2 separate regions of the Mus musculus genome follow, and region 1 is linked to region 2. Evidence: chromatin contacts called from ENCODE POLR2A ChIA-PET data. All regions are on one chromosome and are shown on one strand. The core of a region is the stretch at or near the end of the contact, and the rest is flanking DNA. Distances in the headings are between cores, read along the strand shown.

What was found. ChIA-PET counts read pairs that join two places held with the same protein, here RNA polymerase II (POLR2A).
Region 1: POLR2A ChIA-PET joins it to region 2 with 12 read pairs in Patski. The contact joins the promoter of Glod5 here to the promoter of Pqbp1 in region 2. POLR2A ChIA-PET finds 5 or more read pairs at or near these places in 3 of 5 experiments (Patski and embryonic stem cell).

Annotation. Positions count from the first base shown.
Region 1 is chrX:8,015,862-8,019,817 of GRCm38, forward strand. It overlaps Glod5 (glyoxalase domain containing 5), which reads right to left and starts at 2,631. Exons shown (of 4, transcript NM_027227.2): 1 at 2,556-2,631. The coding sequence starts at 2,582. The region is part of intron 2 of Gm39488 (a long non-coding RNA gene); the gene reads left to right.
Region 2 is chrX:7,896,945-7,901,051 of GRCm38, forward strand. Pqbp1 (polyglutamine binding protein 1) reads right to left here and starts at 2,056. Exons shown (of 7, transcript NM_019478.4): 1 at 1,827-2,056; 2 at 1,607-1,692. The coding sequence starts at 1,673. It overlaps Timm17b (translocase of inner mitochondrial membrane 17b), which reads left to right and starts at 2,392. Exons shown (of 6, transcript NM_011591.5): 1 at 2,392-2,525; 2 at 4,017-4,107. The coding sequence starts at 2,500.

The DNA of each region.
Region 1 (3,956 bases), core at 1,381-3,880, 120 kb after region 2:
CCAGCTCCGGGGGATCTTCTCCCCTCTCCTGGCCGCTTAGGATACTGCATACAGGAGGCACACCGACACACTCCCATTCTCATAAAATAATCAAATTAAAGTAAATATTTAAGGCCAGACATGGTGGCACGTTTTTAACTTCCCACAATGCTTGCACTTTCCAGCACTGGGAGCGGTGGGATTAACCTACAGAAGGCAAAATAGAGGGGCCCAGAGAATAACTAACTGGCCTGCCTCCTGTGCATCAGTCTCAGGCTGATGGGTTTGGGGCTGAAGGTGACAAAGTGCTTTAGTCAGGGGCTGGGGTTCCCTTCCTTTTCCTCCTGCTAGAGAAAGGAGAAGACTAGGAAAGTGGAATTTATCTCTTGTGAAGACAAGATTCAGAGCACCCCTCAACCCCCCAGCTCCCTCCTTTTCTGATCTGCAGCTATAGCTGTGGGCTGGGTAGGGCTAGAGAGCCGATGCAGAGGTGAGAGCTCTGACTGCTCTTGCAAAAAGGACTGGGGTTCAACTTCCCAGCGCCCACATGGTGGCTCACAGCTCTCTGTATCTGCAGTTCCAGGGAATCCATGCACAGACACACATCCAGGCAAAACACCCAAACGCACGTCACAAGAAAAGGAAGAGCCGGGCGTGGTGGCGCACACCTTTAATCCCATCACTCGGAGACAGAGGTAGGCAGATGTCTGAGTCTACAAAGTGAGTTCCAGGGCAGCCAGGTCTACACAGAGAAACCCTGTCTCGGAAAAAAAAATGACGCCAAGTGTGCTGCTGTGCCCCTGTAATCTCAACACTTGAGAAGCTGAGGCAGGAGAATGACGAGTTTCAAGATCAACTAAGCACTGCGGTGAGACCTTTTCTCCAAAACAAAGTAAAACTACAGAACGAGGGTATATTGCTGGACCTGGGTTCGGTTTCCTGCACCCACGTGGTGGTCCACAACTGTCTGTAACTGTACTGGCCCCTACAATCACTGCATACACGTGGTACACATGTATTCATTGCAGGCAAGATACTCATACACATAGCATAAAAAATGGGGGTTTTGTTTGTCTGGTTTTTTTGAGACAGGACTTCTCTGTGCAGTCCTGGCTGTTCACACTGACTTTGGAGACCAGGCTGACCTCAAACTCAGAGATCCACCTACCTCTGCCTTCCTAGTGCTGGAATTAAAGGCCTGTGCCACCACCTCCTGGCACAAAATTAATTGTTTTAAAGGAAAAATGTCTGTGCATGCGAGCCATTCAGATATCTACTTGGGAAACAGTCAGTTTCCCAAACCCTAAACCAACCAACTAACCAAAGAAGTAACTAAGGGGCATTCAGGCCCCTGGAAGAGAAAGCTGTATATTTTGTTTTAGGTTTTCCAATCCTATTTGGGGCTCCGTGTTCACAGCTTTCCCAAAGGACCAGAATTTGATTCCTAGTACTCATGCTAGGCAGCTTACAAAGGCTTGTAACCCCCGACTCCACGGGATTTGGTGCCCTCTTCTGGCCACTATAGGCAGCTGCACTAACATACACATGAATTAAAAATAGTCCTGTTGAAAATGTTTGTTGAATCTGTATGAGCGCCCTGTTTAGTTCCTGATATAACTACTTTATGCTTTTCTCCTCGTGTCTATGGTGTAAAGAGAAATTACTAGTATTTTCTGAATCTGATTGAAGCAGCAGCCCTGAACATAGCCGATTTTTATTGCACATTTGCTTTCTCTTTCCATCTCTGTGCTCATCTCTCCCCTCTTATTTATTTTAATGGTTTAAGCAAAGCTGTTCATTTCCCAGTTCCGGTCACTGACTTTCAGGATTTTCTATTTTATTTTATTATTATTTATTTATTTGATTTGTTTTTTATTTTTTTCGAGACAGCGTTTCTCTGTATAGCCCTGGCTGTCCTGGAACTCACCAGGCTGGCCTCGAACTCAGAAATCTGCCTGCCTCTGCCTCCTGAATGCTGGGATTAAAGGAGTGCACCACCACACCCAGCTAGGATTTTTTATTTTTTATTTTTACTTTTGCAATCTGCATTTCTATCTGCATGGTTCCCCCGAAGTACTGCTTTTGGGGCACCCCCAGTGCTGAGGGTCTAGAAAATAAGCTCATCCATTTCTCTGAGTAGTCAGTGCCCTGGACAGCACGGCCTCCCTCCTTTGGTCTGCTCCAGAGTCCTCTTAAAGGTTCCCTCCAGCCTTTCAGGGCCTCTGAGTCTTTTGACCAGCTTCAAGGTCATTGTTTCTCGGGGGCCCTTCTGACACAGCTCTGTCCTGAGTGCCTCATGGGCATTCTCCAGGAACCACCTTTGGGTGTCTCTACGTGTCTGAAGCTGAACTGTCTCCCCAGTGAAGCACCCAGAGAGAGCGGCCAACCCTTAAACCCGAGCCCTCCACAAGCCCAAGCAGGGCTTCTGCTGCCCTCTGGTTATCTTTAAGAAAAGCCCAAGGAAGCTAAAGCCACAAGGGTGTCCCTGAGAAGGAAAGCAAGTCAGCAGACCCAGGTTGGGTACCCCCAGCCTGGTCAATACTCATGCCCCAAAGCCTCCACGACCCCACACTTACCTGACTTTCAGATGTTGGATCACACATCTTTCCTGGTAGACTGGAAGGCAGGTAGGTTGGGGCTGAGGCTGGCTCTGTGCCTGGAGATCAAGGGGCAGGAATGGGAGGTGCTAGCTGAGGACATTGGGTGTGGACAGAGGCAGGAGGTGAAAAGCAGGAAGACTAACTGAAACTCGGGGTACAGCTTAGTGGTACAACAGTGCTGAAGAAACCCTGGGTTCTACTTCTAGCAGTGCAAAACCAAGCCAAACACTGCCAGCCTTGAGAATAAAAGTACAAATATAAGTGCTTCCTCTTTTGAGGAGCTGAGGGTCTTGATAAGTTGTTGAGATTGGTCCCTAATGGTCCTTCTCTGTCAACTGCCAGATGTGTCACGTCCTGCTAAGCAATCATCCATAAGAACACAGAAAACCAGGAAAGCACCCATCGAGAGTGTTGAGACTAGCAGTGCCCTATGAGAGAGCTCCGATCCACCTTGTAGTGTGTGACTAGGATGGAGTGTCTGAAAGAGTTGCTTGTGGGTCTGCAGCTGAGTGAGGATTCTTTTAAATGGCTATGGGTGTTTTGCCTGCTTTCATGTCTCTGCACTACATTCATGCTTTCCGATTGCAGAGGATAGAAGATGGCATTGGATATCCTGGAACTGGCCTTACAGACAACTGGTTGTACGCTAGCTACCACATGCAGATTGGGAATCAAACCTAGGTACTCCAGAAGAGCAGCAGATGCTTTTAACTGCTAAACCATCTCTCTAGTCCTGAGCTAAGATTTTTTTTTTTTTGAAAGGGGGTCTCGCTGTATTTGAAGCCTCACAATTCCTATCCACGCTTGGTCCCCTCCCCACCCCACCACTATTTGCTTCGCTTTCACAAGCTTTCTATCTATGGGTTACCTATCAGGACCAGGGTTAGGTGAGTCTGAGATTTTTGCCTCTGGGTACATACCTGGGTGCCCTGGGTGTTATTAAACATATGGTTTTCCTTTAAAAATTATTTCCAAGGCCTATAATCCTAGCTACTCAAAAGGCTGGAGCAAAAGGAGCAAAAATTTGAGGCCAGGGTACTGGCTTAAAGCTTAGGAGCTCTGGCTATGCTTCCAGAGGACCACAGTTCAATCCTCAGCCCCAACATGGTGAGGGCTATAACTCTAGTCCCTAGGAATCCAACTCCCTCTTCTGGCCTCCTCAGGCAGCGTACATCCAAGTGGTACAAAGACATACATGCTAGCAAAATATGTCTGCCCATAAAATAATGTTTTAAAAAAATTCAAGACAACCTGGGCAAATCATTAAGATCATCTCTGAAAATAAAATTTTAAAAAATTGCAGGGGTTGGGGATTTAGCTCAGTTGTAGAGCACTTGCCTAGCAAGTGCAAGGCCCTGGGTTTGGTCCTCAGCTCTG
Region 2 (4,107 bases), core at 806-3,305:
ACCAAAAGAGATGTCAGGTATGATTGTCCATATTGCTAATAAACACTATCAGCAGTGGGCTCAGTACTCAAAAAGATTTAAAAGAAACACTAATGATATGGGGTTTGCCTGAAGCCCTGGATTCATATCCTAACACCCCCAAGAAAACAAATATCAGTGGTCATTATTAGTACTGTTAGGCACAAAGTCTATGTCTGGCACAAAGTAGTCTTGTAATAGATGTCAGTTGTCCATACAATAATATGATGTACTTTTCCAGTGCCTAGCACACCATATAGGTCAAAACTCATGCCCCACTTTATTACTATTGGCAATAATGTATAATTAGCACCTAGTAATACAGTAAATCTTATTAAGAGATCATCTTTTTTTTAAAGATTTATTTATTTATTTATTATATGTAAGTACACTGTAGCTGTCTTCAGACACTCCAGAAGAGGACATCAGATCTCATTACAGATGGTTGTGAGCCACCATGTGATTGCTGAGATTTGAACTCAGGACCTTCAGAAGAGCAGTCAGTGCTCTTAACTGCTGAGCCATCTCTCCAGCCCCCAGATCATCTTTTTTGACTGTTAGCATATCATACGTGCCAGGCACTTAGGCAGCCTTAAATAAATGTTAATGGTTATGGTGCCCATCACCCAAGTACCTCTGCTGAGGTAAACATAGAGCATCAGCATCCTGTCACTGTATTTGGCACATAGGAGACTGCAGGATAGATCAGATGCCTTTTTGGACCCTTAATCCTAGCATTAGGAAAGCGGAGACAGGCAGATCTTGATGAATGCAAAGCCAGCCTGATATACAGAATGGGTCCCAGGCCTGCCAGAAGTACAGAATGAGACCATGTCTCAAACATTAATTAGTTAAATACCATGCAGTCATGGGTTTATTTTACTTATTTTCTGATACACACACATATATATACACATATATACATGTGTACATACACACACAGACACATGTATATCTGGCCTAGAATTCAGTATGTAAACCAGGCTGTCTCCTGTGATCCCTTTTACCTGCCCCAGCCATGCTGGGGACTACAGATGAATGCCACCATACTTATGTCTATTTGTTTTTTATTTTTTGAAGACTGGGTCTTGCCAAATTGCCATGTCTGGCCTTGACCTCCTGGACTCAAGCCATGTTTGTAGCTCAGCCTCCTTAGTACCTGAGATATTTGTACCTGCCACCGTGTCCACTTGATTCATGACTTAAATTAAAGCTATCCCTCCAGCCTTACACTTCACACAGCACCCACCAACCACGAAGAAGTAATGAATATCAGAAAAAATTATATTGACAACGAGATGCCTGCCAGGCCATGCAAGATACCAAGTATCAAAACCAAGGTGCCAGTCAAGGAGATATACTTCAATAGAGCGCATCCAAGAGCTCTGGTCTAACCCCAGCAGTACAAGGGGGCGGGGGAAGATGCACACTAGGACGGCAGAAGATGGCAGAGCACTTACTTAGCAAACACCTAGGTTCGACAGGGGCGGGAGGGGGCGGAGAAAAGGGGGAATAAAGAATAGAATAAACAGCAGAACGTCTATTAACACTGGCACATGATAGATGCATCTGCTTTTAGTTTTCTCACCCGGCTCCAGATGTTTGAGGATGCCCCTCTTCGCCAAGCGGGTCTGCAGCGCAACAGGAAGCGGCATAGTGGGTAGCTGACCAGACCTAGAAACAGACAAGACAGTACTGAAGGGCAGATCTGATTAACATTTCAATCTGGATAGCCAGTAACCACGCGTGTGTTCACACACACACACACACACACACACACACACACACACACACACACACACACACACCTACGTAACTGCAACAGTAGCTGGAAGAGAACAAAAATGCGTGCTAAAAGATAAAAGAGATATGTAGCAATATGGCCAGAATTAGGATCAGCAGAACTCTCCGGACCCAGGCACTGGAGACCGGATGGACCAAAGACCCAGTTCCTCTCTAGACCAAGGCTCCACCCATCACCCAAGGGACCAAGTGCCACACACCCGCAACCCAGAAATGGGATCACCCAACGTTCCTCAAAGTCCGCACGGTGGGCGGAACCAAGGCGCTAGGATGGGGGAGATACAATGCCAACGCCATCTCCAGCTTTAAAAGAAAGCTTACACCCCAGCCTTACCAGTACAACTGTGCGATTAGTCAAAGTCTATCTCCTTACCCTCCTCTCCCTCATTGGCACAGTGCTTACCAACACCGAAGGGCTCTTGGTTTAAAGCACAACAGGCTCCTCGACTCTCCCCAGGTGCAATTAACTGGTCGCATCCGACGCTTACATGGAACGGATGTGGCCCTTCTGGCTAGCCAATAAGAGCGCGCCGTTGGCCTTACGTAAGCAGAGAAGAACCAATTGTTCCCTTGGTCTACGTACAGCGCCTCAGAGCTTGTGGGCGTTTCGGAGCGGGAGGGGGACGGGGGGAGTGTCTCGCCCGCGCCACCGACTGCGCCAGGCCGGACTCTGGCGCCATGGAGGAGTACGCTCGCGAACCTTGGTACGGCGATGGGCACAGGCTTCGGGACAGTCCGCGCGACGCTCAGGCGGACAACGGGAGGCGGGCGGGGAAGGCAGGGGCTGCAGTGTCAAGTCCCTGACCCGGGAGGCTCGGAAACTTCACTGCCTCTGCGCATCCGGCATGGCCCCTCCCACTCGGACTTCGTCAAAAAACCGCCACCGTGGAGTGTCCCAGTATGTGCGGTGTGGGACAAACTATCGCACTGTTGCCCTGGCTCTTCTCCTAGACCCCCTTTGTGAGCCAAAAGAGAAACGCTGGGCAGATCCATTCCGGCGGTGAGGGAGGAGAGGCGTGGAGCCAATATCCACAGGGTTTCTTCGTGTCGCTTTTCTCAGGCTGGCTTTTGACATAGGATAGGGCATGTGTGAACTCACTGTGGGCTAAGCCAGATGGCACCTGGCTTTTCCGCACGGTCTTTTGATTTGTCCGATTTAGGTTTTAAAAGGACACAAGGGTTTCTCTGGACGTGCTTTTTGTGTCGAACCGAGTGTCAGTCACCCTGTTTATATTTTACTTAAATAACGTTTGCTAGTTAACACTATTGAAGCCTGACACGACAACTCCCCCCCCCCCCTCCCAGACACGGTTACTCTGTGGTGTAGCCCTGGCTGTCCTGGAACTCACTCTGTAGTCTTGAACTAAGAAATCCTCCTGCCTCTGCCCCCCAAGTTCTGGGATTAAAGGCGTGAACCACCCCTGCCAGGCACATGACAACTCTTACTGATTTTTGATAGTAACAAAAACCATTTTGTTTTTGGCTCCTGGTTCTAGGATTTGAGGGACTCTGTTCTTCAAATCTAGTTTCACGTAGAACTCTCTGAGAATACTGTATTGTCAGAAACAGTCATAGGGGCTCAGTGGTAGAGTAGTTGATTTAAGCAAGAGACAGATTGTGGGGGACAGGGGACCTAGATTCCAAAGCCATTTGATTTTTGATAATGACAAAAACAGTTGTATTGACGCTTGCTTGTAATCAAGAGCACTGCTCTGCCAGTAGTAAACCCATCGTTGCAAGGCTATGTGGTGAGACACCTCCCCCATCCCAAATTGTTTTCTCACTTTTGTACCACAGATAGATTTACAAACCTTTTCTTTTGGGGTTTGTTTGTTTTGAGACAGTATCTCACTATAGAACCCTGGCTGGCCTCGAACTGACTAGACTAGGCTGACCTCTGACCTCAGAGTGCTGGTATTAAAAGGCACAAACTTTCTTTGTGGGACAGGGTCTCCATTTAGAGCCCAAGTTGGACTGCCAACTTGTGATCCTCCTGTCTCAGCCTTCCAAGTGTTGATCACAGGTGTGCAGAAACACATCTGGTTTTCCTTTCTGGCTTTCTGGGGAATATAAAAAGTGTCAGAACTAATTTGTTGTCATCTAAGGTGTTCTGCATCAGTCCTGAGCTTCCCTGTTTGGTTCTCCAAGCAGGGCAGGGTCTCACATTAACCCAATCTTTTCCTTCCTGCTTGCAGCCCATGGCGAATTGTGGATGATTGCGGTGGAGCTTTCACCATGGGTGTCATTGGTGGTGGAGTCTTCCAGGCTATCAAGGGCTTCCGCAAT